2 separate regions of the Mus musculus genome follow, and region 1 is linked to region 2. A link is a loop called in an ENCODE intact Hi-C map of the cell type or tissue named here. Cell type or tissue: left cerebral cortex. All regions are shown on one strand. Each heading gives the region's core, and the rest is flanking DNA. Links, peaks and the distances in the headings are about the cores only.

The links. Hi-C counts contacts between places; a loop is a spot of excess contacts. Peaks named below come from ENCODE experiments on the same cell type or tissue, not always from the same donor. Only the 100,000 strongest peaks of a DNase experiment are listed, where the experiment ranks them.
Region 1: it touches region 2 in a loop (2.7-fold over the local background); 4 of 42 quality-filtered maps call a loop at or near these places.

What each region holds. Positions count from the first base shown.
Region 1 is chr4:46,983,001-46,998,338 of GRCm38, forward strand. Gabbr2 (gamma-aminobutyric acid (GABA) B receptor, 2) reads right to left here and starts at 8,714. Exons shown (of 19, transcript NM_001081141.2): 1 at 8,108-8,714. The coding sequence starts at 8,425. In left cerebral cortex, for the core only: a CTCF peak has its summit at 7,103 (motif pointing left); DNase peaks (open chromatin) are centred at 5,517, 6,138, 7,097, 7,481 and 1 more place; H3K4me3 peaks cover 4,303 bases; H3K27ac peaks cover 3,622 bases.
Region 2 is chr4:46,680,345-46,695,682 of GRCm38, forward strand. Gabbr2 (gamma-aminobutyric acid (GABA) B receptor, 2) reads right to left here. Exons shown (of 19, transcript NM_001081141.2): 14 at 3,928-4,038; 15 at 760-984. Among named protein-coding and RNA genes, the nearest start is that of Tbc1d2, 38 kb to the left of the region's middle. In left cerebral cortex, for the core only: CTCF peaks have their summits at 9,248 (motif pointing right) and 11,466 (motif pointing left); DNase peaks (open chromatin) are centred at 9,247, 9,985 and 10,392; H3K27ac peaks cover 880 bases.

The sequences.
Region 1 (15,338 bases), core at 3,208-11,207, 300 kb after region 2:
GAGAGGAAGGCATTTCAGCAGCCTCCCAGCCTAGCCTGTTGTTATATAACCACAGAGCTGAAGAAAACAGAGCAGCAGATGCAAGGCATCTGCTTCTTGGGCAGCTTTGCCTGTTCGAGCTCTCACCTTCCTAGAACCAAAACACAATGAGGTGAGAAGTCAGGCTTTGCTCTCAGTTGAGCTGGGAATGGCCAAGTCAGGAAGGTGTTCCACCGGAGCCTCGTCTGGCTTGTGGGTGGCTCACACCGTGTGTGACTGGCTTAGCCCTGTTGCACAGCAGGCTTCTCACTGAGGACTGTATTGCAGGTCCTCACCCAGATCCTGGGAGCAAGTTTGCCTCAGCAAGTAGGTGTGGTATCAAGGCTCCAGGGCAGGAATTCGCCTTGCTGTGACAGCCAGTTAGGTGAGTTCCTTAACTCCTTTCCAAAACCCAACATCAACACTCAAGATTCTAGAGCTACTCTTCAGGCCCAGCGTGGAGCCCCAATCCGAAGAGGACAAAGCTCCCCACTGGTCTGCTTGAGGCTTCGAAAAGTGGCCCTTGACTCTGTAGCTCCACCCCCTCAATTGTCTTTCCCTGTCTCCTCTTTCCTACGTGTGAGGACAGTGCCATGGTGTGTGCACTTCCTTATCTAGCCCTTTAAGAAAATTAGTATATGTTCATTGTACAGAGTGGTAGGTTTCTAAAGCCATCTCAGTTCAAGCACATCATGTACGTTGGCCAGGTTCACCATCTGTACCTTCTCTATTGTGCCCTCATCCCCAAAAAACATTCTCCATCACTCTCGGGGATAACTTGAGATCTCCAACACCTATAGATTCCCCCTGGCACCATCTTTCTGAAGGACCCCAAGTGGCAAATGCCCATGAAAGCTACGTGCTCCTCTATACTTCAGATTCCTTTACATTTAATCTGAGGGCAGTAACTATTTCCGGTCAATGATAAAGGACTAGAGCTCATACATGTTGCTTGCAAGCCAAGGCAACTAAAACCCGATTCACATAGGAGATTCCAGAGTATGCGACACAGCCTGGAAACAGCCTATATCCCTTAGGTTGCTTCTTGGATGAGAGTCAACAAGAAGGCCCTCTGACACACACAAGACTTTGAGTTGAGTATGCTACGGAGATTCCAGGACTCCATTGGTTACTGCCATGTCTATTCCAACAGAAGTTATGACTTGGTGAGTACCCACTGGTTCAGCACCACCGCTCTCATTGCTCATCTTGCACTTCCAGCTTCTAAGTTCCTTGCTGGGATCTCAGGTCTCTGTGTGTGGAACAATGTCTCCTCTGTGCTTGTTAAGAGGGAGGGCCACATGCACGAAGAAGCCCCTTTTAAAAAGGACAACGTCATCCCATAAAACTCTAGTTCGACATTGGAATGTGCACTAAACAGAATTTCTAATTCCTCTCATCTCCTTTCTAAGGGAATTTGGGGACCAAGGTGTGTCTGTGGGTGCCTGTCCAGACTGAGGAATTGGCCGGGGATGAGTATGGTGAAGGCGTTGCCCCATCTGGGGCATGGGAGCTCAGGAATTGGTGCTGGTGGGAATTGCAGGAGACAGCAGCAGCTTGGCAGCAAAGGTCATCTTGATTCCTAAAGTCACTTACAGCTTGACATGAGAAAATAAAGGCCCAGGGCAGTGGTCCAGGCAAATCGTTCCAGAAGATACCAACACATCCAGTTAGAGTTCAGCTCAGCAACCATTCACTCAGGCCCACCATACGCCCAGCTCTGCCAGGCCCCACCCCAACTCCCAAAAATCAGGCTTGCCCTGCCTGCAGGCAGCTACAGCCTAGTGAGGGATGCCTGTCACAGGGAGGGAGAACAGGAGCTCAGTGAAGTCCTCAAAGTCTGTATCCTCAGTGCCTAACACCCTTCTCAGCTATGGTATCAGAAAACAGTGCTTCATGTTTACATCGTGTTTGAAGCTTCCATATGTATCTTAGGTCTTTCTCCTAGCAGCTCTATATGGTCAGCATAATAGAACTCACAAGGTATAAAAATAATAGTGGCAGCATATTAACAACCAAATACTAGCATTTGCTACATCCTGGACCTGGGTTTGGCTGCTGCCCTCTCACTGCTTCCTTATGCAACTGTTGCCAGGTCTCCAAGCAGGTAAGTAGCATCCAGACCACAGTCTCCTGACCCTGAGCCTAACCTCATTCAACAGGTATCAGGTGAGAGTTGGAGGTGCAAGGGCAGAGGGTGGTCACCGACCCTCTGCCTCTGCCTCTGCCTCTGCCTCTGCCTCTGCCTCTGCCTCTGCCTCTGCCTCTGCCTCTGCCTCTGCCTCTGCCTCTGCCTCTGCCTCTGCCTCTGCCTCTGCCTCTGCCTCTGCCTCTGCCTCTGCCTCTGCCTCTGCCTCTGCCTCTGCCTCTCCATCCCTTGAGACCCCAGCCTTTCTCTTGAGTTTATGATACAACAGTTTCCAGGCCCGCAATCTCACCCTGCCCAAAGCCACTCTCTACTTTCCTACTAGATCACTAAAGCCTAGCTCTCACGCCCAACCTTCTTCAAGGCAGCCACGCCCAGTCCCAGGCTGCCTTTCTTCCCACGAGGCTGTCTGCAGGTACCACATCTCACACCTGGATACCTTCATTCTTTAATCGTGAGACTCTTCCCTGGGCCCCATCTTCACTTCCCCTAGGCTTCAGCTCTCTATGTCTGTATTATAGTCACCCCACCCAAACTCTCCCCTGGAAGGAAGTACAGACATGATCATTTTCTCTCTGCTTTCGAGACTGTCAAGACTACCGTCAGTCTGGTGTTTCCCATGAGCCTGCCTTTGTGGAGACCATCATCAATGCTTCATGACATTCACGCCCTCCTATCAGTCTCTTGTTTCCTAATAGGTACAACTTCTTCTCCACTCTGTATTCCTAAGATTGGGTACAGGAGACCTCCCCCCTCTTTATCCCTCCCTCCCTTGCATCTGTCTATCTATCTATCTATCTATCTATCTATCTATCTATCTATCTATCTATCTATCTATCTCTATCTCTTGGTTTTTGAAATCATGACAGGCTGGTATGTGGCACAGGCCTGGCATATCAGTATCATATGATTGGGTAGGGGGTGAAGTCATGACTCAATTCATACCAGTATGATCCTAGCACCTCTGCTGGAGCATTTGGAAGGCAGAATTATTCATGCTGGATTTTCTGCAAGTGTGCAAAGCCACAGTTGTGTGGGGCCATCTGCCATCACTCAGGACAGCATGCCTCACTGTGAACTAGCAAGGGATCAGAGCCAAGATCCAGAGAGGAAGGCACTTTTAAAGATGTACCTATGCTCTGGATACAGACATACCTGAACATAGCACACTCCAGGTTTTGCTTAGTGATATGAACCATTGGTTTGGGTTTCTACAAGAGTCCTTAGTCTGGCAGAGTTCCTAAAGGTTGGTCAGTGAGATACAGCCACTCAATGTGAGCCTAACTAAAATCAGCTCAGTCCAGCTTCTGTTTGCCCACAGCAGGAGGAATGGAACCAGAGCCTAGCACATGCTGGGTAAACATTTATTTTTGAGTTGAGATCTTACTAAGTTGTCCAGGCTGGTCTGAAATGCACTCTGTAACCCAGGCATGCCTTGAACTTATGAATTCAGTATCCTGAATAGCTGGGGTTATAGCCTGTGCCATCAGATCTCTCTTTATTGTTTTTTAATTAACAGCCGCATTGATAGAATACTATAATATTTACTATTTAGGAAGTTCTTTTCTAGAATGCATAGCCATCCCCACTTTCATGTCCTATCCTGAGCTGAAGATGATGAAGGTTATCTTGCTCTGCCCTCCATTTGCCGGTCACTTCTCTCAGGCTAGACCTGTGGTTCTCACCTTCCTGCAGTGCAGCATCTCCGGCAGGTGCTTGGCACACACCTGCAGAGCTGAGCTCAGCCTCCTGAGGAACACAGACACAGCTCGCAGCTATTTGAATCCCTTGTAAAACATAATGCAGGGACCAGTGAGATAGCGGAAGGAAGGGACACGTGTCATAAAGCCTAGTGACAGGAACGCAGACTCCAGGATGCACACGGTAGGAGTGAAATGACTCTCTTAAGTTGCCCTCCGATTTCTTCATGTGCACAGTTACACACATAAAACAAAGCGCAGCACATAGATGAGCAGGGAGCTGGCAAAGCTGCCCAAGAGAAAGCCATGATCATCAATCATTTGCTTCTGCTGGGATTTCTAAGCTGGATCCCTGCGTCATCAGAGTGATCCTCCTGAAAGCTAGATTGTGCATGCTTGGGTTATGTGCCTTTGGTTTCCTGAACCTTTCTTTCTTCTATTACAATATTGTGTGTGTGTGTGTGTGTGTGTGTGTGTGTGTGTGTGTGTGTGTGTGTGTTTTAAATAGTAGAAAAAGTCAGAAAACTGCAATCCAACAGCAAGAAAATGATTAATTATTTATATGTGCATGGAATAGAGTAGTACACAGCTGCCAAAAATCATATTAACAAGATAGATTTAAAGACGTGGGGGAAATTCCATGATATAATGGTAACTGGAGAAAAGAAAATATTAAACTGAAAGAAATAATCCTAATTATTTGATGCAATCAATTACTTTTGCAAAGGTAGATTATGGGCGATTATTTTCTGTATGCTTTTCTACATCTATCAATTTCTCTAAAATGAGCACTAGTCAGATCAGACCCACAGCCATGATTTTTAGTATATTACTTGATTATTATTTTCTTTTACTAATGTGGCCATCAAAGAACTCGTAGGTAGTATGGTCCACCAAGTTCACCTGGGTATCTGGATTGCTTTCAAACACAGGGCAGAGAATCTGACACTCCAAAGGCTGCTCCCAGCTTTTTCTTATGGTGGGAGCTTCAAAGCCTCCACATAGCTTCTGGCTCTTCCTCTTGTCTACACTTTCAGTGCCTTGCTTGTGTTTTTATTACACAAGTCCTCTTGGAATCCATACACAAGTGTTTGCTGAAGTGATGCAATGCTCCACCAAAGAAACCGAAGTCCGACCACCCCGTGATCTGTTGTGATGCCCCATCGGCAGACAGAGGCCTTGAACGTTCTGGGCTGAGCTTGGAATACCTGTTACTAGAGACGCTGGTACAGGCTCAAGGCCTGCCTGAGCTGCAGAGTGAATTCAATACCATCTTGGGCAGCTTATGGAGACTATCTCAAAATAAAGATGTAGGAAGAGATCTGGGGATATAATTGGCCAAACCTTTGGCTTCTGGGTTGGATCCCCAGTATTGCAAAAAGGAAACCAGGAAGTTCTACTGCCTGTCTCATCACAGAAGAGGCTCAACCAACATAAATACATGAGGAGGTAGGCTGGCCTGGGAGAGCAGATAAACTATGCCTTGCTGTATCTTTCACCCTTTTTACAGGCGGTGTGGACCAAGGTCCATCCTGCCTTCCTTTAGTTACTGGCCAATGAGGCTATGACTGACAGCCAATGTCAACAAAGCCAGGCAAGATTAGCCCATCACACCAACCCTGCATTCAAGTCTTCTGACAGGAGCAGCAGACGGTGAGGAGGCAGCTCTCTGAGTCCACAAACACAGCCTTGCGCTAACAGGGGCTACTCACTCACTCAGAAGTGGCAAATGCCTTTCAGATTGCCCTGCATCTGCTGCCAGTTCCCAGACTGATTTTCCCTTCAGTCCAGCTCAGAGAAAACTTTAAAGACAGGTTAGTGGGGGGGGGGGGGTGAGGGGGAGTAATTATAGTTCCTGGGCACTCTCCCAAATGTGATACTTCATGCACGAGGTGATATATTGACTGTCAGCCAGAATTCTCTTTTCTGGTAGTAACCTCCCTGACTCTCTTAAAGACTGTAAGGCCAAGCAGGAGAAAGAAGCATTCTTAATATTTTAGCAGTGACTGACTTATCCCACCTAAAGCCATAGTGTCTCACTGGTGAATCCACACCAAATGGAAGTGCAGGAAGGGAGGCAGTTATTTATTGAGTGCTTACAGCGTGCCAGACAGAGTGCTGGCAGTGGAGCCTGCTGGCATCTCTCTGTAAGCCCCTGGACGCCATCCGACAGAGGATGGCTAACCACTCTGCTCTTGAGATCTGAACACCTGCATTTAGAGGCATTAGAGATTAAGTGTCCAATTCAAGGTCATGGGTGGGCGGGGTCAGGAGGTCAGAGGGATAACCTATTTCTGCAGTGTTCAACCCTAAGCCCCAGATCAGGTACAGTTGACATTAGAGGGAAACCCAGTGCTGTGCCTGAAATATTCCCACCAACCAAAGCTCCTCTGACTGCCTCATCCTCTTGACTTTGGGTCCTCTCACTCAGAAAGCCACCAAGACACACTTGAGAAAAAAAATGTAAAAGCGTTGGCCCACACCCTGCAACCAAGCGCCCATCCCTCTGCTACCACAAATGGACTAATGAGAAACTTCTCAGGAAGCATTCGAAAAGGTTTTACAAGACATAGTGAAGATGTATACAGGGCAGCCCTGTCTACAATTGCTTTTGTCTTCTAAGAACCGGCCTGTCCCTGTCCCTGTCCCTTCCAGAATATGGGTGGAAGCCACATGAAAGTGTGCCAAGGATATATGCCTCTGCATAAATGCATACCCATCTCAATGTGCTTGTGCCAGACAGGTACCCCTAAAGAACTTGAAACACTGAGGGGGGAGGGAGAAAAAAGGAGGTCGTCAGGAACGTCAATCGAAAGTGATTTCACACACGGTTAGCCCTGTACAGCCACCCAGTGTGCCTCTTCCCGAGGCAGAGGAGCCTCTCTGCCTGCAGCAACCTGAGCTCACCGTTACCAACTGCCACCAATTCCTTCACCTTTTATTTACAGAGCAGAACAGCAGGCTGCTTCACTGGTGAAGCGGGGGAGGCGGGGAATGAGATACAATCTACATTATGCTCTTTTCCGGGAGGGGGTATAAAAAAGGGGTCAGGCAGGGGAAGAAGCCAAGCCCAGGTTACACCACCAGGGGGATGCTCCTTTCTTGAGGAGTCTGCCCGGGAGCTCCAGCAAAGGTGCGCTGGGGGAGCCCGGGAAGCAAGGGTCCAGAGCTCGCCCTGGCTTTGCTGGGAGAGATGCAAGAGGCGCCAACAGAGCTCTCAGTAAAGGAAATCACTGCCCCCTTCAGGCCGAATCTTATCTCTCGAGGCTGCGGACCGGAGAGTAGGGGCTCCCTGGGTCCGGAAAAACTCGCAAACCCGTCCTTATTCCTGATCGCTCTTCCAGGCCCTCTCTTCGTCCTAGCCTCAGAGTGGGCAGTCAGGGTCTGAGCTGAGGCTCCTTGGAAACCTAGACATGAGGGCGTGAGATCGGGGTTTGGGATGGAAAGGTCTTGGTTCTCCAGCTCTGCTCAGAAAAGAAGGCCAGAGGGGAACCCTCTGCCACACTCCAAGTCTAGGCTCCCACGACACGAACGCCTCAAGTGTGCACCTGCTCAGCGGTGTTAGCAGCTGCTGAACAAAAGTGGAAGCGCGATCGGACACCACCACACGTCCCGGGCTAGACCTGTCAAGCCACTCTATGAGCAACTAACCCAAGGCGGGGAGAGGGGGAAGGGGAGTCTCCCAAAACTGCTCCAGCTACTGCCAGCGCTGGACAGATCCAGGCAGCAGCGCTGCAGAACCCTCCGGGCTCCGAGGCTGACCGTGGCGCGCGCGAGCCCTGAGCTGCAGAAGTGCACCACAGGATCGGTCCTGCCCGAAGCTTGGCCCCCGAGGGTCCTGGAGCCCTCTAGCCCTAAAAGGGCGGCTTGGAATTTTTAGGGTCTGGGAATAGGCCCCATAGCCTGTCCAGCTGTGGCTGGCCCAGTTTGTAATCAGTGTGCGTGTTCCTCTTACTTGGCACCTGACAACCCTAGGAGCAGCACCGGACAGGGGCAACCGGCGCAGGCCTCTGGGAGTCCAACCTCTCACATCTCTAACTCCTCCTCTGGTCAAAGGAGACCCCCATTCCACACCCACACAGAGGTGGAAGGTGCTCACAGATCAGGGTCCCACCTGCTCCAGCCAAGCCCAGTGAGACCCTGATGGACCCAGTACGCGGTCAGCCAGCGAGGAGGAGACAATCACGGCTCTGTCCCTCCTCGACGCCCCCAGCCTCGACGGCATGGGTCACTGGACACTTACCTCGGTGTCGTAGAGTCGCAGGTCCAGGAAGTAGGGGCGCAGGAGTGACTCGTTGCGGATCTGCTCGATGGCTAGCTCCACGGCGGGGAGCACGCCGCGCCCGATGCTGCCCTTGGCCACCTCCTTGGTGAGCGGCATGAGGCCCATGATGGAGAGCGGCGGGCTGCTGGGCGGCGGCCGGGGGGCGCCCCGCGCCCAGCCCCAGGCCCCGGGAGCCAACGACAGCAGCAACGACAGCAGCAGGGGCAGCAGCAGGCGCGCGGGCGGCGGCGGTGGCGGCGGCGGCCGGGGCTGCCCGGAGCTCGGCGGGGAAGCCATGCCGCGCCGCGGGCTGCGGGCGCCAGCTCACTCGGCCCGCATGGCCTGGCCCGGCCCGCCGCCCGGCGCCGAGCTCTGCCCGCGGCTCCCGCGCAATGGCGCCGGCACGGGCCCCGGCTCGGCTCCGGCTTCTGCTCGCTCAGAACGGCCGCGGCGGCGGCGGCGGCGCCCGTGACGGATCAATCACGCCGGGAAGGGGTGGGAGCCAGCGGAGTGCGGGAGGCGGGGAGCCAACGAGCGAGCGAGCGAGCGAGCGCCGAGGGGGCCGAGTCTCCGCGCGCCTCTCTCCAGCGCGGCCGCCCCGCACCCGGCCGCCTCCTCCCGCCTCCGTGCGCGATCGCAGCTCTTTCCTGCTCGGAGCCGCGGGACGTCGGACCCTGGAGCCCGGCCAGGGGAGGGAGGGCGGCAGGAGGCTCGGGAGGCGAAGGCAAGGCTGCTGAGCGGCGGCTCGGGCCGCCTCCGGGGACAGGGACGGGCCGTGCGCGCCGGGGGAGGGGGAGGCGCCGGCGCTGCGGCTGCCGCGGGGAGGGCCGTGCTCCCGGCACACGCACACTCGCGCCCCGGGCGCTGCGCCGCGCCGGCTGCTGCGGCCGGCTGACCCCGCCGCCGGGGACTGAGCTCCAGAGCCCCACGTTCGGGGGAATCGAAGCTGCTATGCGCGGGGGACGCGGGCGCCTCGCCTTGCGCTTCCTGTAGCACCTGCAAGGTGGTTGGGTACTGCTTCTCCCAGGTCTGGGCGGGCGAGTCGAGGAAACGAACGTTCTACAAAGGTGTCCTAGGGGCACCAGCAGCCTGCGCTCTCCTGTGCCAGCTACCAGGGAACCTGGGACCCTTGATCCAGTCTGGAGTCCTTTGCCAAGCCCAGGTCAGGGCTGGGATAGGAGACCTATGAGTACTACCGCCTCCTCCAGGCGTTTGACCTCCCGGTGTCCCCAGTCCCAGAGGGCCCCGCCTTAAAATTCTCCCCTGGGTGGGAACCCTGTCTTCAGTCCCAAGAAGCACAGCCTGGACTTGGCTCATTCTGTCTCCCAGGTGGTATAAACACACTGGATAACCCCAGGCAAAGTAGTCCTGGACAAGATGAACCTGAGTAACCCCTCTGTGCCTCCCTGTGAATCATGGCACTTGTGAGCACTAACCTACAACATCCCAAAGCCTGACTAGTACAAGGATACATTACATTACATTATAAAACAGCCCATCCAAGCATTGTGGACCAAAAGCACGACCTTGTAACAAGGGTGGGAATTTAACCTTCACTAACTGCTTGCTACCTGACATATCTGATGTATCCTCAAAACAGCCGTATACGCTTAGTACAGTGGGTCTATCATTCCCGTTTTACAGAAGAATACACTGATCGATAATATACAGCTAATACAGGGGAAGCAGAATGCACAGCCACAAAGGACTCTTATGCACCCCTGATATTGGAAAGCCCTTCCAAAAGGAGGACATGGAGGCCACGGTGCTCTCAGTAGCTCTAGATCCCGTTCCTCCACACAGTTTGTAATGGGTCATCTAAATGGAGTCTGCATATTTGGAGCTGGGCAGGAAACCCGGAGGAAACCTGGAAGATAGAGCCCAGGCTGAATTGAGGACGGCAGTACCTTGGACAGCTCCAGAGACCCTGAGGCCAAATCAGCCAGGGCGCCTGCCCGCATAGCCACTTTCTAGGCGGCTATAATTCCTCCCCTCTCGGCTGAAGGTTTTGTACAAGAGCACAGCTCATCCAAGCACCCCCATCTTCCAGCCAAAAAAATAGTCTAGAGGTAATAGTCACCCCAGACATTCTAGAAGATGTCTCACTGACAGGAGGAGACCCATCTCCCTGCCCACCAGCTTGGCTCCAGGCCAGACTCTGACCTCATGCCTCACTTTGCTTGTCTGGGCATTCTGGCTCCCAGTTTCTGCCCTGATCTTGAGTTCCACTGTGGGTAACTGGAACCTTGGTGTTTTTCCTAGTTCTGAGTCCCTGCCTGCCTCAATCACTAGCCAGGAATCCCTGCTCTTGTATAGGTGGAGCTGGGCTGCTTTCAGCTACTAGCCATTCCACTTAGCTATATTCTACTTAGGAGACTCTCCTCCATGTTTGCCAGGAAGGTAAGGAACTGAAGAAAGCAACTCCAGCCATTGTCCCTGTTGAGTTGCTGTTCTGGTTGAGAAAAGAGACAGTATTTAGGAAGAACTGCATTTCAGGGTTCCGATGTGAGGGAAAACCCATTGGAGGTCAATACATCAGGAAAGAGAACTGAGACAGGTGAGGTCAGGCTAAGATGCAAAACAGGGAGTCTGGGAAGTGCTCACTACAGTGACTCCTTAGCAGAGGCTTAAGGGAGCTAAGACAGAAAGACAGTGTCCCATGAGAGGAAAGGGCCCAGGACAAGGAGCAGGAGGGAGAACGGTAGGCTTGAGGACAGTCAGGGGCCAGGGTGGCTGAGGGAAATGAGTGAATGAGGGAAAGAGCAGTATGAGCCAAGATCAAAACCAGAGTGATCATCCAGGGCCCCGGTGCTGGGAGGACATTGGCTGCACTGGCGGAATGGAGAGCCACAGCACACTGCCACGGTCTGAGCCACTGGACCAGGCTACTCTGGCAGCTGAATAAAGATCCATTAGGCCCAGGAAAGGGCAGAGGCAGGCACACCAGCCATTATGCTCAGTTCATGGCAAGAGTCAGGGTAGAAGCAGGGGAGGTGGCCATGGCTGGAGCAGCCGTTGTTCTTATTACTAATGGGAATAAAAAGCACTGGCCAAGTTCCAGGACTGTGAGACACTTGATGTAGTCCTCTCCTTATGAGAAAGCCAACAGAGCCCCCGGGTACCTCTCCTGATCCAGGGGGAGTCAGGGTTAGCAGGGGCTGCGATGCTAAAGTCTCGTGGCCTTCCCACGCCCTGCTTTCTCCATCATCCTTTCATCCTCATGCTCTCCTACAAATAGCAATGTGTCTCCAAATCCCAGCTTGGCCATTCCGAGATAGCCCTCACTGGCTTTGTGGGGACTTGTGAACTCTGTGGTCCATGACCTACCAGGGAGCACAGCATCCTTCCCTATGAGCAAGATTCTGACCCAGGACGGTAACCACCCCACTGTCTACTGTTTGGCTCTATTAGGCTGGGAATCCTCTGCCACCTTGGAGAGTTAGGAATGCCCGGCTCTTCCCTAACAGACGTATCCTTCTACAACCCGGGTCTAAATTTCTCACACACTTCCCTTCCATCCCATTGTCCATGCCTGTCTCTACTCTCTCTCCCAAACAGCCTCAAGGACTCCTTTCACTCTTTCTAAACACTTTTTAAGTTATGTACATGTGTGAGCATGCACACACATGCATAGTGTGTGCTACGGCACACGTGTGGAAGTCAGAGGACAACTTGCAGGCATCAGTTCTCTTCTTCCTCTTTACAGATCCTGAGGAATTGAACTCAGGTCATCAGGCTTGGAGCCAAGCCACAGAGCCAGCCACAGAGCCAGCCACAGAGCCAGCCACAGAGCCAGCCACAGAGCCATCTCACCAACCCACCTCCCGCTCTTTCTCTTTAAGAAGTACCGACAAGCCACCCTTGCAGACAAACCTCTTCCACGGATTCGTGTTTACACGGGGATATTTCTTTCGATCAAGCAGTTCGGCTGTTTTTATAAAGCACATTGTTTTACATTTCTTCCTCTTCTTCTTCTTTGTTTAATGGAGAGGTTGTGAATGATGGCTCTGAAAGAGATTCCCTGAATGACTCGAAGGAGCCTGTTCCTTTTTCCCCAAGGCATGTTTTTTAAACTGAAAAATTGGGTTTCAGGCATCAAATGTGGTCTAGTGACATCTTCGAGTAATAATAATAGCTGCCACTTACATTAACCACCCACCTGCTCTGTGCCAGACACCTTGGTATGCATCATCCGAGACTTCATGGCTGCCTGGGAAATGGCTGTTGGCATCTTCATCTGCAAATGTCTTGACTTGGTGGTGTCCCGAGGGCAGAGACAGTAATAGGCACAGACCACCTCTCCATCCCCGGTCCTGCATTTGTCTCTTTCACTCACCTGCCTGTGAGGGTTCCCATCTGTGTCTGACCAGGAATATTAGAAAGAGGTTTAGAACACCACCGAAGGGCTGGGGAGGTGGCTCAGTTGGTAAAATGCTTGCTGTGCAAATGTGAGGACCTCCCAGCACTTGGGAGGCAGAGACAGGCGGATTTCTGAGTTCAAGGCCAGCCTGGTCTACAAAGTTCCAGGACAGCTAGCGCTATACAGAGAAACCCTGTCTCAAAAAACCAGAAAAACAAAACAAAACAAAACAAAACAAACAAACAAACAAAAAACCCAACAAGTGTGAGGACCAAAGTTTGAATCCCAGAACCTACATTAAGAGCTAAGCATGGGGGTCTAGGGAGATGACAGCAGTTAAGAGCACTAGTTGGTATTCCTGAGGACCAGGGTTGGATTCCCAGCACCTATATGGTAGCATGTCCATACCTCTGTTTCCAGGGGATCCAATGTCCTGTTCTGGCTTCCAGCGACTCCTGTAGACATGCGGTGTCCAAAACTCCCATACATATGAAAATAAAATAAAAGCTAGACAAGGTGGTAAACATCTTAGTTCTAGCAGGATAATCCTAGGAGCTGGTTCGCCAGATGATTTAATCAAATCAGTGAGCTCCCGAGCTGGTGAGAGAGTGGAAGACACCTGACATCATCCCCCAGCCTCCAACCCCTGATGACTTATGGACACCAACCATCCAACACACATGTGGACTCACAACCTCATGTGCACGTGCCCAGCACACTGCCGAAAGTCCGCAGTGGAAAGTAGGAAGAGAGGCTGGCCGGAGATTCTACAGAATGAAGGATGGGTCTGGGTCTCCTGGCCTCCCCAAGAAGCCCCTATGGTGATAGTGACCCCACCACAATGACACCAACACTTCAGGAGAGTAGTGCCCTTGTGGCTGGAGCTCTCATCAGATCCAGCATTGGGGACTGAGTTCCCAACATATGCTGAGGGTGAGAAGTAATTCTTAGTCAGATGGTTTCCAGAGGGCACAGACTGGCAGGAGCGCAAAACCTCTCTCAGAAGGAACCAAGGACAAACAGAAGGTACACTTTTGCTACCAAGCATCAGGTGAGAAAGATGCATAGAAAGCCTTTGGTCCAACCACCTGCCCCACATCGGAGTCCCTCCTTCTCTTTAGGGCCCAGAGGAACTTTGAAGTCAGACACTCCTGGGTTCCCATCTTTCCAACCGTGGTGCTGCGACTCCAGATCAACTACTTAACCTTGTGAGCTTCGGTTCCTACCTCATGAGTTTCGGTTCCCACTCTTTGAAGCAAGGATGAGAATGGCTCCTCCTCTATGGGGTTATCCTGAGGATTAAACAGTTAACAGCAGTTGTTACTGCTGAGCCCCCAGCTTGTTAGCTGCTGTTTCTATCAGATTGCCTTATCAAGTACAATGTAGCATCTATTGTACTGAACACAGCTCTAAACACTTAGTAGGCAAGAAATCAAGAATATCAATGCCACCAAGGGCGGCAAGACCTGTGCCTGCAGAGGCTCCCACAATGCTACTTGATTGACAAGACCTTCATCTTCCCCTAGGGCTCCACCGAGGTCATCTGTCCTATAGCTCTCTTCCTGCTGGCTTCTGAATCTGACACTGACTTCTACGTTACTCTTAGTTTTGTTCATGGTGGCACTTCAGGAACAGTAGCTACAAGCATCTCCTTATACTTTCTTCCTCAGGAGAAGTGACCCTGGATCCTTTCGCCTCCCTGGGCCATCAGTCATCATCCCAGGCTTCCATTCCACGGTAAAGTCAGAACTGACCACAAACTCTCTGAACAGGCCAAGAAGCACACAGTGGAGTAGGGCCAGCCCTCAGCACGGTCACAGGACCGCCGTCTAGTTATTCATATTTTGCTAGTGGCCACGTCACTCTTGGGCTCCTGGGACGCTCACTGCCCTGTCAAAGCCTAGCTTTGTTTTCTAGGAGGCTGCCACTGCTGCTGTTTCCAAATAGCCAGGCCTTTCCTACCTCACTTGCTAGCAGTTCTAGTTTGAAGCCCCAGAACAGGAGTGAAATGTTTCTCCAGTGACCCCTTCCTGCTGTGCTGCCCCGCTGAAGGTGTCCTGCATGGCAGATCTCTTATTTCTCATACTTGGTATGTCTTCCAGTTAGCGCTGCTGTTATTAGGCAGCCTGGCTTCCTTTCTTGTCCTAAAACATTGACCAGAATGTTAAACAGGAGAGAGCAAGAGCCGCAGCCATGAGTCTGCCCACACTGGGCATTACATACCAGGATTAAATCTCACAACCACTGCACTCCCACATCCTACAGCCTGCATTTCCCCACCTCTCACCGGAGAAACGTGACCATTCTTGATGCGTTTGACAGAAGCTCTGGTGCACGATGTCTCGGGGCTCCTCTGGCCTGCCACACTACTAATTCCATGAATCCAGACTCTGTGGAACTTGATAAACACAAACTGACACTTGGGAGGCTCTGTAGTGAGTGGTTCTGGAATTCTGCAGAGAGGTGGTACCTGAATACCCTATTGCTGAGAACACCTGGGGAAGGCTCTTAGAGAAACCAGAACTCAGCCACACCTCTACTGCCTGGCCCCTTCTGCCTCTCCCTTTCCAGAGGTTCTCAAAGTCTCTGCATCCATCTGCCTGGAGCCTCCATGTAGGCTCAGTGGAAGCTGCCTTTGGAAAGTCTCCTCCATTTCCCTTTCGATGATTCAAGCTCACTTCCCACTCACTGGCCAATCTCTACCAACGTCTCTGCAGTGCCACTGTGACTGACACAGCAAAGAGAGAATGCAACATCCTTCCATCTATCACCTCTCCTGCTCCTTGTGCCCCACCCAAGCTCCTCTACTGTCTGAGACCTTTTCTGAAAGCCTCTGCTTCTTCTAGGACT
Region 2 (15,338 bases), core at 5,003-13,002:
TCCTAATTTATTTTCTTTCTCTGTGTGAGGCGTGTTTTGGTGTACATATTTTTAATCTATATGCACAAGTGTGTGTGGGTGCAAGTGCACATGTGTGCACTTGCATATGGGGCCCCAAGTTGCATCCCTAGGGAATGCAGACTGGGGGTGCATCAGGCCCCCAGTTCTTCACCCTCACAACTGGTTTCCTGCAGAGGCCAGACCTTAACAAAGGGTATCTTTATAATTTTTTTCCAAACCTGGATTTCACCAATTCAGCAAGACTGGCTGGCCAGTGAGCTCAAGGATCTCCCTTTGCCTCCCCTGGGCTGCTAAGATGATGGGCATGCCATATGTAGCATGTTTTAAAACTTAACTTCCTTATCATCGAACTCGGATTTTATGCTTGCATGGATTGGAAGAGATTAAGGTAGTTCTCACGGGACAAAAGCCAGTCATGGTAGTGGTGCCTACTTGCAACTCCAGTGCTAGGAAGGCAGAGGCAGTTGACTCTTTGGAGCACTCTGGCCAGCCAGTGATAATTCATTTCTCAAAAATAAAGCAGGTGGAATCTGAATAACAATGCTAGAGGCTGTCCCCTGGCCTCTACCTGTGCACATGTACTTGTGTGTAGGTATACACAAATGCACTTGCACATGCATGCACACACACACACACACACACACACACACACACATGCATGCACACGTGTGCCCCTCCCCTCATAGGAGGGGTGGATTCTACAGTCCCCTCGTGATGGGCAGGGGCAGAGGCTGGTACCTTTGGCACAAACACCAGGCAGAGAGTGATGGTGCTACAGAAGATGATGACCAGGGCCACGATGCAGAACTGCACGTTGGGCTGGTCACGTGTCAGGAAGGAGACGGCGGCCCCGATGATGCACATGATCCCCACATTGTACACACTCATCCCAATGTACTTGCTGTCGTTGAGGGCAGGGATGCTCACGTTGCGGGTTTCCCATGCTAAGAAACAACCGAACAACTGAAATGGTGAACAGAAAGGAGAGTCAGTCATTACTGGGAGCAGCCCGGTCTTCACTGCTGGGTAAGCTGCAGGAACGTCTGGATCCCACCAACGACTTCCATGTGTGGCTCCAAGTTGCTTCACAGGGGAATGTAGATTGTGGGTGTGTCAGCCCCCAGGTCTCTTTCACCCTCACAACTGGTTCTCTATTGAGACCTATAGAGGCCATAGGTGAAGGAACTTCACATAGGATCTTGAATGTTTTCTCTCACTGGAGAATACTGAGGTATACAGAGAGGAAAAATGGCAGCCCCACATGGTACGGAATGGCAGGAGTGCCCTGTCGCTCAACTTCTCTCATCCCTCCTGTGCAAAGCCATCCAGAACACAGATGTGTTTCCTATCCTCTTGGAAGTGAAGTTGGCATGTGGATGGGCTCCGGACAATGTCCTGTAAGAGGGAGTGTGGTGCACACGTTCTGGGCTCTGCCCTTACAGGGGAAGGGTTGCATCACTTCCTTCCTAACAGGTGGAGCAGATTGTGATGTGTGGCATGGATGTGGGAGACAAAAGACCGTGAGAGCCCTCAGCTCCAGATGACTGGCCTCTGGAGCGGGTTTGCTGGGAGAGAAACTGCCCATGTCTTTAATCACCATTATTTTGGGCTTCCTCCCGTGTGTTTCCTAATATCTCCCTGCAGATGTAGACAGGAAAGAAATAGATAGGAAAGAGGCCTAAGGGAGACCTTATCTCTCACAGTGCTCTGAGGGAGGCTTGGCTACAGGGATAGTCCACATCTGTACCCCTGGGAGGTAGTGAGGGAGGCAGAAAGGAGATTTGAGCTTCCTACAGGTGTAGGGTCTTGGGGCCTTCTCATTAATACCTCTTCAGTTTGTTTCACCCAGTAACTAATGCCTGCCATTGTCCTGGTGACCTGCTTTCTAAGGGTGACTTAATTTTGGTAACATGGGGCAGAAGCAGGCTAGCTAAGCCAGAGGATATGGAAGGATCTCTATGAGTCACTGACCATGAGACTCCAAACAGGTCTCTTCACTTCTCAGGCCTCATTTGCAGTGTCTGGAGATGGGGTAATACTTGCTCTGTTCGGATGAGGTTGCGTGGGGGGACAGATGTCAGAGTCCCAGAGTGAACTTCTCTGATAGATGGTACCTCATGCGCGATGCTGGTTTCCTCTTCCTATCTCCATCCTTTTCTCTCAAGTGTGTCCTTTATAGCCTGATTTATTGATTTACTTATTTATTTTGAGACTGGCTTTTGTTCCATAGCCCAGGCTGGTCTTGAACTCTCTGTCCTACTGCCTCAGTCTCCTGGGTGCTGGTTTAACCATCCAGGCAAGGGAGGAGGTATTCTAAAGAGATGCTGGGGAGCATCACTTTGACTGTCAGACTATTGACGAGGAACTCCTCTAGGAATCTCATGTGGAAAGGAGAGAAGTCCCCGGGCCAGCCAAAGAGGAATATAGATATTGAATAGAGATCTATAACTTATCGAACAGCTCACAGGAGAGGCAATGACAGGCTGAGGGTGGGCAGGACCATACCTTGACCAGGACTCTTTGAGCGTGTGTAATGTCTGAAATATCAGAGATGGACGTAGGGGGGGGCGTCACTGGATTTCTTTGCCCCTCTTCCCAATGTGGCCACATTGAAGCGTCCCCTTTTCTGCTTTTCATATTGATTTGGCTGTTCTAATTGGTTTATGGAAGATGGGTAGCTGAGTCCAGGTTGCTGGGGCACAGGGAGTTCCTCACAGGTGGTACCTCAGTTACCCTTGCAGGTTTATGTTTCAACACCCTGCTGACGGATTCATATGTGTGTGTGTGTATATATATATATATATATATATATATATATATATATATATATATACATATGATAAGTACACTGTAACTGTCTTCAGACACACCAGAAGAGGACATCAGATCTCATTACAAATGGTTGTAAGCCACCATGTGGTTGCTGGGATTTGAACTCATGACCTTCATACTCTTAGCCTCTGAGCCATCTCTCCAGCCCGACAGACTCTTTTAAAAATCCCTTTACTAGGAAATAGCAGCCGTGGAAGCTGACACACAGGAAGGTAGCCATTGTCTGTTGGGAGCCTTCACGCATGCTCCTTGAGTCCCCAGAGGCTGTGTCACCTCTCAGGGGAGGATATAGAGAATGGACCAGATGCAGGGACCTGCCTGGGGCTTATGGTGGTGAGTGACAGGGCTAGATGGGAGCCTGAGACTCTATCTCTGACTGGGATGTACCAAATCAGCAGGAGAGGCATGCAGTGCGGGCATGTCTGAGGACCTGGGGATAACCGCAGATCTCTGGAGTGTCAAGAGGAAGCAGAGTCCTATGTTCTTTGACCTTCAAGGAGTGGATTGAGGACTCCTGAGCACTGGGTTGAGACAAGGAAGAAATTTCCGGCAACACAACCTATCTGCAATCTGTAGTGGCTGTCCTGGGTATATTCACATCCAGATCTCCGGAAGGGGTGAATGTGGCCATGCTGGTAGTGGGGCATGGGGTTGGGGCTGGGGTAGAGAGTCTTTGGAGATATAATTAGGGATCTGTGAATGGAATTTTGTCAGATCATCTAATTGGTCCCCAAACCCAATTCCAAGGATTTGGAGAGAAGAAAGGACTTAGACAATTTTTGAGACAAGGACTGCCTGGAGACACCTTCACTGGAGGGGTCTGGGAAGGGCTCTCCCTTAGAGCCTGCAGAAGAAACACAGCCATGCATCAGGAGGGGAACTGGGATATCATTTATGCTCATCTCCTTGGGCTGTGGTGGGGCCTGAGACCAAGCCCAACACAGACTAAAGGCTTAGTCACATGGGGCATGCTCTGTTTATTTGCTTTGCTTCTTTTCATGTTGTGAAGGCCCCTAGGAGAGACAGGCCTGGCAAAGAAGCACCCCCCAACTCTGCCTCCTGCTTGGTACCTACCATGAGGAGCCCCTTGTAGGCGTAGACAATGCCGAGCCAGATGGTCATGTGGGTGTTTTCGCAGTGTTCCAGCAGTGGGCGGATGGAGATGTCCCGTCCTGCTGGGTCCGGCTGCATAGAGAGAAAACAAAAACCCCAGGGATAGATTGGCCACCTTCCAGCAGCAGAGTTCCAAGCCAAAGGCCTCCTTTTCTCACATACTCCACAACCAGTGATACATCAGGAGACCTTTGCAATCCCATGGTGGGACAAAGGTGACAGCTTAGCACCAACTGTGTTATATGCTTGATGGCTGTAACTCAAGCCTCCACCCTGGGTCCTGTGGCTTCTTCATGGTGGTCCAACTTGGAATAGAGGGGCTGTGGGAAAGAGTGCATTAGTACTGTGCCCCAAGGATCTGATAAGACCTTAAACCCTTCTGATAGAAATATAGATTATTTTGAAGATGTGCATGCTCCTCCTTCCTCTTGGTCACAAAGCACCCCAAAGAATTGGAATTTCCCCCAGGAATCTCACTGAAGTCTGACACCAGCCAGCTGCAGAGCTTGTCTCCTAGAAAGAGATCACTCATGGTACCGACAGCTTGTCAGATCACCTTGCAGAAGAGACTGGAGCCCACACCATGATGGGCTGAGGATGGTCTGGACCACACCTTGATCAAAAGTGCTTTGCTATGCCTTCCTCTGGCCCTCTAAACCAAAACTTCATGTGAGGACCCAAGGATGGCTTGGGAGGGACTCACTGAATCTCTGTGTCCCTCTCCCAGTGTGCCCAAGTTGAATAATGTTTCTCTTCTACTTTGTTTTTTTTTTTTTTTTGAGACAGGGTTTCTCTGTGTAGCTCTGGCTGTCCTGGAACTTGCTCTGTAGAACGTGCTGGCTTCAAACTCAGAAATCCGCCTGCCTCTGCCTCCCAGGTGCCGGGACTAAAGGCTTACAAGCTACTGCTGCTTGGCTTCTACTTTTTTTTTTTTAATTAGTGTTTGTTTAATTGTCTTATTAAGAATAAATGGCCAGATCCGGCTCATGGGGCTGTTAGGGTCCAGGCTCTGATTCTTTTTTTTTTTTTTAAAGATTTATTTATTTATTGTATGTAAGTACACTGTAACTGTCTTCAGACACTCCAGAAGAGGGCATCCGATTTCATTACGGATGGTTGTGAGCCACCGTGGTTGCTGGGATTTGAACTCGGGACCTTTGGAAGAGTAGTCGGTGCTCTTAACCACTGAGCCATCTTGTCAGCCCCCGGCTCTGATTTTTAATAATTGTTGGCATCAGCAGCACAGAGATTAGAACTGGAACGAAACAGATGAGATTAGCCTGGGAAATTCCTGAAGTGTTCAGTGTTTTCACTGAGTTGCTAGGGACCACTGATGGCTTCTGGAGAGGGAGAGTTGGTTCTCTTTAAGGGTGTGGTCCCTGGTAGGTGGGCTGTGCTCTAGTGGCTGACTCCTATCATCTAGGAATGTATAGGCAGCACAAACTGCATTTTTTGGTTATTAAAATGGGGAGGGGTACAAAAGTAGGGGAGAGTAGGAGGTTAGTGGTAGATCTGGGAGGAGTTAGGGTGAAGTATGTCTATGTATGGAATATGATCAAAATACATTGCAAGAAATTCTCAAATAATTAATAAAAGTATTATAGTAAGACAATTCCAGTAATAAGTCACCCTATAGAAGGGGCCTATGAGGCTTCTTGAAGGAGCAAGAGAGACAACGGTTGTAAGTTGGGCAGGGAGGTCTTGAGGAGTCTTTGGAGTGAGCTTTGGCAGTTGGAGTTACAGAATATGTTGGCCCAGACATACATAGGGGCCACCACAAGCCCTTCTAGGAAGAAAATCATTGAGGAAGCTGGGGTGGCAGCCATGTTCTATATCACATGACACAGTCTGGGCCAAAGATGATTGAACAAGAGGCGGGTACCTGACTCCAGGCAGCCAATCCGAAGGTAGGTCAGAGATCTGTGAGGTTTGCTAATATTCTTTCCAAGGATATGCAAGGGACTAAATCAAGTGATCCTGGACACTAATCTCTTCCAACCACTTGAAGACAAACTACAGACACCTAATTCCCTACCCCTTACCAACTGGAACAGTGACACTATCTCTTTTCTATCACACATCTTCACATAACTGTGAAGTGTCCTGTAAGGCACTTTGTGGTTTTTTTTTGTTTTTTTTTTTGTTTTTTTTTTGTTTTTTTTTTCCAAAAGCAGGACTCACCTCAGAACCATGCTCTGCTCTTTTATTTATTTTTTAATTTTTTTGTCTTTCTGGCTTGCTTTAGTCTCAAACAGCATCCTAACCCACTTTGGTCTTTCTCTCAGCATTCCTGAGGAATTCAGCGCAGTTAACGTGCAGAGTGTCCCGTGTGGATTGGCTGACCGTTGGCACAGCTGACTTCAGGGTTATGCATGCTGGGCAGGAATCCTGCCTAAGATGTCCTCAGGTCCCCTGTGCTATACCTCAGGACATAAGACAGCGCTTTGTCCAATGACTGGTGATGCTCACTGGGCTCACATGGCTGTGGTGGTCAGACCACTTGAAAGGTGCCATTTCCCCTCTGTGACTAGGGAGTCATCCTTGGGGTCCACTGTGAGGCCCTGCCAGGACGCTGTTTCCTGCAAACATTAGCTCAGGCCTAGTGACTCTGGGAACTGCAAACCCAGGATTTGTTAACTGTCACCCTATTTGGACACATCCTATTCTGCTGCAAAACAGCACATTCTTGCTTCCCTGTTATTTATGGTCTCATGGGTTCTTCTAAACCCAGTGTCCTACAACCCATTGCTGTCATTATGCATTTTGACTCAAGTTTCACAGACTTGGCCAGTGGAAAATGCCTTCCTGTTGCCCCTGACGTTTTCTCCCACATGTTCCTGTCATTTTATTTTTTGAACACTTGCTTCTTGGCACAGAATGGTCTCAGCTCCCCTGGCATTTTTCTTGGCCCAGCATTGGAATTTGGTTATTTTTCTTTTCAATGGATAATGGTGCTTGGAAATGAACATTTGAAAAGTTTGTGGACTCACTGTCCTAGGGTATCATTGGTTTTAGCCCTATGTATGTATGTATGTATGTATGTATGTATGTATGTATGTATACCTACCATCTATCAGTCTTTATCTCTTAAATATTTATTATCCATTTGTCACCTAGCTAGCATCTATTTATCATCTATCTTTATTATCTAAGCATCTATCAATTATTTGTCTGTTTACCTCTTATCAATTATTCATCTATCATCTATGTATCATTCATCTATCATCTATGAACCCTTTATTAGCCATCAATCTATCATCTGTGTATACTTGTTAGCTGTCTCTCTATCATTGGTCACCTAATACCTATTTATCCCTCCCCTCTATCATCTGCTCTGTATCTGTTCGTCTATTTTACAGATGAAGCCATACCTCAGAGATCTTGCCTGCCTCTCCCATTCCCTAATTTCGCCTCTTTTTGCACCGGAGATCTCTGATTTCCAACAGAGTCACCATATTTACTTACTTGCCTGGTCTCGCAATACAGTGTCAGAATCCATTCACAGATAGATACCGACAACACATTTGCTAATTAAAATGGATGGTTTCTTAGCAAATCATGTTTGCCAGGCCAGTGGAATCTCTGAGAGCAAGCATGTCGTCAAAGAAAAGTGTTCAGGATGCTGTGCTCTTCTGGGGGTGCCTGACAGCAAGGGGTGGTCATACCCAGGGTCAATCGTTGGCAGAGGGGGCCCTTTGATGGGGCCCACGGAAGGCAGGCTCCAGACAGAAGAGCCTCGAAACCCTCCTGCCTCTGGCTGGTCTCTAGGCCTGGCCGTGGAGGCAGGCACTTCCTGGGTTCCCATGGGTGAGAAAAGATGGTGTTCCAGTATGGAAGCCAGAGAGGCTGAGTCTGTTGGGGTCTGTGGGCTCAGGCCTTCTAATCTTCCCATTGTTCAGCTGCGTGCTCTCGGGCTCTATGCCCCTTTAGCTGTGCCAAGCCACAGAAAGACATTAGCTTAGCTTCCTTGAGTTCATATGTGAATACGGACAGTGTTAGAAGGGACAGGAGGTTCCTGAGGTGACCTCCAGAATGCCGGAGATGACCCTTCACGACACCCTAACTGGCTGGGATGCACTCATCGTGGTTAATGGGGTTTCCTGACATCCTCCCAGAGTTTAATTAAGGAGACAGAATGGACTTGGTCCCAAGGTCAGCCGTGACTTGGTGTCAGATTCCGTGTCCGACAACCTCACAGACATCAGAATGCAGGAGCAGAGCCCCCCCCTCCCCCCACGGTCATGTGAGCTGCAGATGTATTAATGATTGTGTCTGTTGTTCTAGAGATAGAGGTAGCCATGTGAGGTGGGTTCAGCTGCGGAGGGGGTGGGTGTCCTGTCGCATGCCACTGTTCAGTGTATGGAGAACATGATTGGTGCAGGCTGGCAGTGCCTGCCTGGCTCTACATACTGTGACAGGAAGCCCTCCCTTTGACACTTGGGGAGACGGCTGCATGTTCATTTTTACTGAACCAAACCTTCTCCCTGGACTTTACTTATCTTGCGGATTTCATCTTTCCTCTTGGGCTGCCCAGAATAACTCTGAGCTGTCTCTCTGAGTCTCGAGGGGCAGTCCATGAAGGACACTACCTGCACTTTCTTCCACCTGACCCTGGTGCAGCTGCGAGTGTCCCCGGATCCAGGGTTGAGCCTGACACTCTCAGTGTGTGGAGTGGACTGCTGTCCCCTGCTCTACATGCCTTTGACTCTCCAAATATCTGCCTTCCTCTGCGAAGTCATGTGGTCCTTGTCCCATCAGATGCTCATGGGTCTGCTGTGCTCTGCCTCTACTGTCTGCATTCCAGCCCAGCCGTCTTTCGCCCCAGCCTCTTTCACATCTGTATCCTTTCCCATGCTTTCTTTAAATCCCAGCTCTCACATCCAGCCATCTGTTCCCTCCCAGCCTGACCCCAGCCTGGACCGCCGCAGGGCAGGGTGGCAGAGACAGGGCCAGGGGCCTGATTTTTCCTGACCTCCCCACATTACAGGTGCTTACTTGGTAATAACTCTTCCAACTTGGCTTTTTACATCTCTCACTTGTGGCCCCAACTCCATGCTACGGGTCACAGCGGCCCAGGTTGGGCTGGGGGATGATGGGAAGTCTTTGACTATAGTAAAGGGACACTGGTACTGAGTCTCAGTGCGAGCTAAGTAAGTCACTGTAGAGTCACCCAGATCCTTTATGGGACTTGGGTTCACAGTAGACTGTGAAGTCACGCCTGTGGAAGAGGCGCCACCTAAGTGCTTTTCAGTTATCACTGTCATACATCAAAGCGCCACTAGAGGTCACCAAAGCACTGTGCGGCATGCTGTGGGTGACCCTTCCATACCCGCTGCTGGGAACAGACTCACCTGTCCAGTGAAGCTGCAAAGGCGAAGCTGTCATTGACTAAGAAAAGGACCCACTTACTGTCCCTGACAGAGGCCACTAAGGCCAGGTATCCAAGCATTGCGATAGACCCAATCCTCAGCTTCCAGGGCAGCTATGAAGGGGTGCTGGGGGAGGCGGCGAGGGGACACTACCCTGGGCTCCCTTGCGGTGGGCTGTCCACACAGCCGGTGCCTGGCTTCAGGTCTCCCTATGTTCCCAGGACTGTATTTCCTCTGGCTCAACAGAGCTGTTCTTGCTCTGGATGACGGGTTGTAAAGACTTGCGGTCTGCTCGATTCTCCTTAGTTTCTTCTTTTCTTTTCTCACCTTTTGTCCATCCATTCATTCATTCATCCATCCATCCAACCATCCATCCATGACTACTACAAATCATCCTCATTTCCCAGGTCCTTCTGAGGGCATAGGGACGTCACTCTAAGCAGGGCAGAAGAGGGTTCTGTTCTCACAGGTCTCCCACCCAGGGCCAGGAGGCTCCCATGAGAGGTGGCCTCCCAGGGCGATGCATGAGCCTCCTCCCATGTAATGGTAATGGGTAGGCAAGGGATAAGCAATGGATAACCACAGCGAGGATAAGGCAAGCATGAGCCTCACCTCCTGCTGGTTGCTAGGGTATGAACGCCGCTGTCGCCAATGTCAGAATGCACTGAGACCTTATGCTCACTTTACAAATGAAGATGCAGAGGCACGGAACGGTTAACTCATCTAAGTAACTAGCCTGCTCGCCACTATTAAGTCAGAGGGGTGAGATTAAACCCAGACCTGTCTGGCATTTCTCCCATCCTCACCGCTTGCCCTTCCAACCCAAACCCCACACTGCCTGCTTCTCCTAAGCATCACCCTGAATTCTAAGGAGACAGTAGGTAGGAGTCGGTTTGCGCTCCAGAAGGGAATAGCGGGAATAGCTTCACTGCTGAGGGTTTATTCGAGCCCCTGAGAAGCCCTGGGACTCTGCGAAGGCTGAGCTTTTGATGCTGCAGGCTGAACGCAAGCCAAGGAAATGCTTGCCTGCCTGATAGGGCCCTGTGCCCAGCAGAGAGGTGGACACCTGCTTGGGATGGCCAGAGGGTAGACATGTTGGCTCCTGGTCCAGCACTGCTCAGCGGGAGGTTTGCACAAGCTGCCCGGGAAAGCCTACTGCATCTGTGCATGGGAAGGAGAGCAGCTGGCCAGGATCCCTCTGCAGGATGCAGCTCCTGACAATGTAGGTCAGTGGCCTCTGGACACAGCCTGCATGGTTAGGCAGCAAATATGGGCAGCAGGTGGGGACCTGGGTCTACCAACGCAGGCCTGAAAAGACAAAGACTCAATCTTGGTACAGTCTTACTGGGAGAAGTTGCGTAAGCCCTTTGCTAGGCTTCAGCACCACAGCTACAAAGTGAGCCCCTTATTGGTGTGTGTGTGTGTGTGTGTGTGTGTGTGTGTGTGTGTGTGTGTGTAGGTGTTATTCCTTGGGACCCATCCACTTTGTTTTCCTGAGACAGGGTCTTTCGTTTTTCACCGGCATCTGGGACTTGTCAATTAGGCTAAGCGGGTTGGCCAGAGAGCCTCAGGAATCCGTCTGTCCCCACCTCTCCAGCTCTGAGATTACCGGCATATGATGCCCAGGCCTGGCTTCTTACCTGGGTGCTGGAGAAGAAATTCATGCCCTCATGCTTGCTCTCTCCCAGCGCCTCCCTCCCCCTTGCTGGTCAGTTTATGTGTAGTGAATGTGAGCCAGGTCACTGGAGGACAGTTATCCTTGTCCACTATTTATTCCTTCAAAGTCCTTTCTGTATTTCCCAGGTGCCTGCTATGTCTAGACACTAGACACTAAGACGCTGGATGTCCAAGACCACTCTGATGCCAGCATCCTTGAGACATGAGTCCTAGTCAATACACTAATGTTGGACAAGTCACACATCATTGCTATGAGTAGCAGAGGTAGCGAGCACTCCCAGAGAAGGTCCCAACACCAGGGATGAGGGAGAGGGATGACCTGACATGGCTCTGGAGGAGGAGGACCGGAGTTCGATTCCTAGCACCCACATGGCAGCTCTCAACCGTCCAAGATTCTAGTTTACAGGAATTGGGCGCCCTCTTCTGGCCTCTGCTGGCACTTGCACCAGAAGTACCCTCAAGAGCCCCTGGGGCTGACAGTACAGTTCCCTGTCTGATCTGTGAGTATGGGAGGAAAGAAACTTGCAGCACATTGATGCACATACGTGTAATGAAACAATAAAATCTTAGAGACAACAATAACAAACGAGGCCTCCCTTTGTCACCTGCACACCTGTGACAGGGAGAATAAAGACTAGGCACAGAGGAGCTGTGATGTAGCTCTGACACTGGAATGGACTTGCCACTCAAGACTTCTGTGTGTCCTGGTAGAGGGGCTAGGTGGGGAGGCCTGGGTTAGGATTTGGGAGAAAGGAGATGGTGAGGGGAGGGAGCCTGATATGTGCCATGCACCATTAGTCCCCCTGGGCACTCCATCTTGTTGCTCCAGCGGGTGGCTTGCCCCCAGGACCCTTCCATCCAGCTGTCTGCAGCTGCCTTGAAGAATTTCCTTTGGTTTCCATTCTTGCCTCATATCCTAAATGCCAAAGTCAATAAAAAAAAACACATTGGAAAATTGATAAGTTTTCTTCATGCTATGAGTGTGTGTGTGTGTGTTGGTGGTGGACACATACATTTTGGGGAATGTATTTCGGTGTCTGTGAGATACCTTTTTCCCCTTGGGGTCAGGTGAATCAATGCTGCCTTTTGGGGGAAAGATGGAGGACCCCTTCAGTAGAGAGAGAGCATGGAGCCTATCTCTCGGCAGCTAGGTGACTTTGAACAGAGTTCGAAGTCCCTCTGAGCTGCGACTTTCTCACCTGAAGGCTCCCAGGGCTAGCAAGGCGATGAAGAGAGGGATGAAGGGAGGTAGCTAATCGTTTACTGCCTGCAGAAGCTGAGAAACCTCCTGAGGTGTCAGCCATTATTATCTTTGACTTCAGAGGGTTTCAGAGTTCTGGAGCCAGGAGAAACCTTCCAGAAGCCTCGGGGGGCTGGGCTGTTTATCCCAGCAGCCCCACATCTTGGACACAGCAAGGCCAGAGCTATCACTTCAGGTAAGAATTCGTTGTTGAATGTTTTGAGTACACATTTCTTTCCCCCCAGAATCGCAGATCGGACAGGGAAGTGTGCTGTTAGCCCCAGGGGCTCTTGAGGGTACTTCTGGTCACTTTTCCTTTGTGGGTATGGAGTGCAGCACTTTACAGTGAGGGGATGTCTGTGCTTTGCAGAGCACCCTGTGCTCTAGGCACTAAATATCACGATGTCCTGTCATCTCATGACTGACACCCCCTCCAACTCAGTCTGCAAACACCAATAAGCTTCTGCAAATTTAGTTCTTTTCCTATCAGAGAAACTGAGACCCAGATAAGGACTCAAGGCAAGTACTGGCACAATCTTCTGGCCTTGGTCCTGTGTGCTGGATGGATGTCTCTGGCCTACGTCCTATGTCCAGCCTAGGCAAAGGCAGAGGATACACCACCGGGCTGTGTCCAGCAAGCAGCAAGGCATGGGTAAGCAGGGGGTGTGGCATGGGACCGAAGGGGCCTTGGGCTGAGGCATGGGGCAGCTTTGGTTTAGGGCAGCAGCCATGTGTGTTGCTTGCCTCTCAAGTGCAGCCTTCATAGGAACTGATGTCTCTATTCATGTCTCAGAGTCAAGAGGATGCCCAGAGGAGCCTTTGCATCTCTGTATGTGCATTCATGCCTGTGTGTGTGTGTGCACACACGTATGTATTTGTGTGTGCACATGTGTATGTGTGTGCGCGTGTGCATGTGTACATGTGTGCACGTGTATGCATGTGTGCATATGTGTGCGCGTGTGTGTGTGTGTGTGTGTGTGTGTGTGTGCACGCACATGTCTGCATATGTACGTGGAGATGTGGAGACTGAGGGAAATATTAGTCCTTGCTCCTCAGGAGCTCTCAAGCTAGGTGTCTGACAAAGGGTCTCACATTTGGCTTGGAACTTGACAAACTCCAGGGCTCTGCTTGTTTCTGTTTCTCCAGCCCTGGGACTACAGGCATGACATGCTCTGCTTTTTTTTTTTTTTTTAAACATGGGTTCTAGGGATTGTATTCATGTTCTCACGATTACAAAGCAGGTCCTTTGCCAACTGAGCAGTCTCCCCGGTTCTCAGAAGCTGTTACCTCTAAGTTTTCTAAGCAAAGTGGCAGAGTCTGGGGAGAGCAGAGCTAGAAGTACAGACAGGAAACAGGCAGGAACCTGAGGTACAGAGTGATGGGGACAGTGCCTTGCTCAGGAAGCCAGAGGGAAGTCCCTTCAGGAACACCACCTTCTGTGGACATGCGTTCAAGAAATTCTACCTATATCCAAGGAGTGCCAAGGGATGTTAGGGATGCTGGGACTGTGAGCAGAAACTGGCCCAGGAGCCAACAGGGAGAAGGGTAGACATCTAGTAGACTTGGGATTCCTAGGCCTTGGCCTTGGGGTTGCAGGCAAACCTTTCTAGGGGGTCTCTGCTGACATGGAAAATGTAATTATCCACATGGTCACCCAGAAAGTGACAGTACTGAATGGAGAGTGTCCCTGACGACCTGGGGAGAGCAAGTCCCTTTCCTCCAAAGCCCTATAAATGACAACATTGGGGGGGTTCCAAGATGGCAGCTCCCAGCAGGCAGCAGACACCTGCCCCACTGCTGCAGTCTGGCCTCCCGGTCAGCAGCATGGTCAGCAGCATGGGGCATTCAGGGATCCTCAGGGTGGGAGTCTACTCTCAGAAGCACTTGCCTTCTGTGAGACAGAGACAGACAGCAGAGGTGAGGAGAAATATGGGTTCCTCAGACCCTGACACAGCACAGCACGAGCTGAGGTGACGGACACCATTAAAGCCCAGGTGGAGAGACAAGCCGCCATCATTTGTCTTGTCCTCAGCACTGACAGAATGTGACCTCATCACGGCACTGGCCCACTCACAGGCAAAGCCAGTACGGGCCTAAAATTCCTCCTTTCCGGTTTCTCTGACCTCCTCTTCCCTCTCTGAGCTCCAGGGGCAGAGCCAGTGCGATTTTTGCCTCCTGACACTCCACACCCAGTTCTATGAGCACTAGCCCTGATGTCCTCCAGGCTATGAACCATTCCTAGTGGCCCCTGGGCAACTCCAAGAGGTCCAGTGCAGGGAGCTTTTGATTACCACCTTCAGTCTCTGCTCACCTTGCCCTTCCCCCTTCTCGGCCCCTCTCAGGGATCTCCACTCCACTGACATCCCATTCCACCCCAGCCTATGGGCACCCCGCTAGCCCAGCACTTGCCAGTGTGAGCTTACTGCCATCTCCCTTCAGCCTGCCACTGCTCCTGGATTTGCTAGTCCAAGAGTGGCCATAGTCACTGTCCACTAAGTGAGACCTGGACTCTTGTGTCTCCCTAGTCTTTCTGTTCCTCCTTACCTACCTAGACCCTCACCAACCAACTACATGGGGCTGCCGACACACAAGGCTGGGTGGAGGTCTGGTCCTGGCAACTCCTCCTTGGCCTGGGCTCCTGAGGCCTCTAGCACGTGTTGGTTCTCACTATCCTTCACCTCCCTGCTCCTCCATCCATACCAATGGATTCCAAACAGAAGGAAAGGTCTGAATGCTATGTCTGCCTCTCTGACAGTCCCCGTTGTTCTATCCACCCTCATCCTCTGGCTCAGCTCACCCAGGGTGGAGCTCTTCCTCCATCCTCTGGGTGCTGTGGCATGCATGCAGGCCCCAGGCCCTTCTTCCCTGCAGAGGTGAATGCCCGCCTGTCTCTGCTTTAGGAGCTGCCTCATCATGCTCTCTCTTGTCCCCCCACTTCTTGCCCTCCCTCCTGCCAGTCCTCGCACTGACTGACTACTTCGCTGTTGGAAAGATTCTGTACCAAGTTTGTTCCATGACTAGCTCGCTTCATTAGTCCAGCATCCTGGTCCTGGCTCCAGTACAACCCCCATGCTAGGGGACACTGT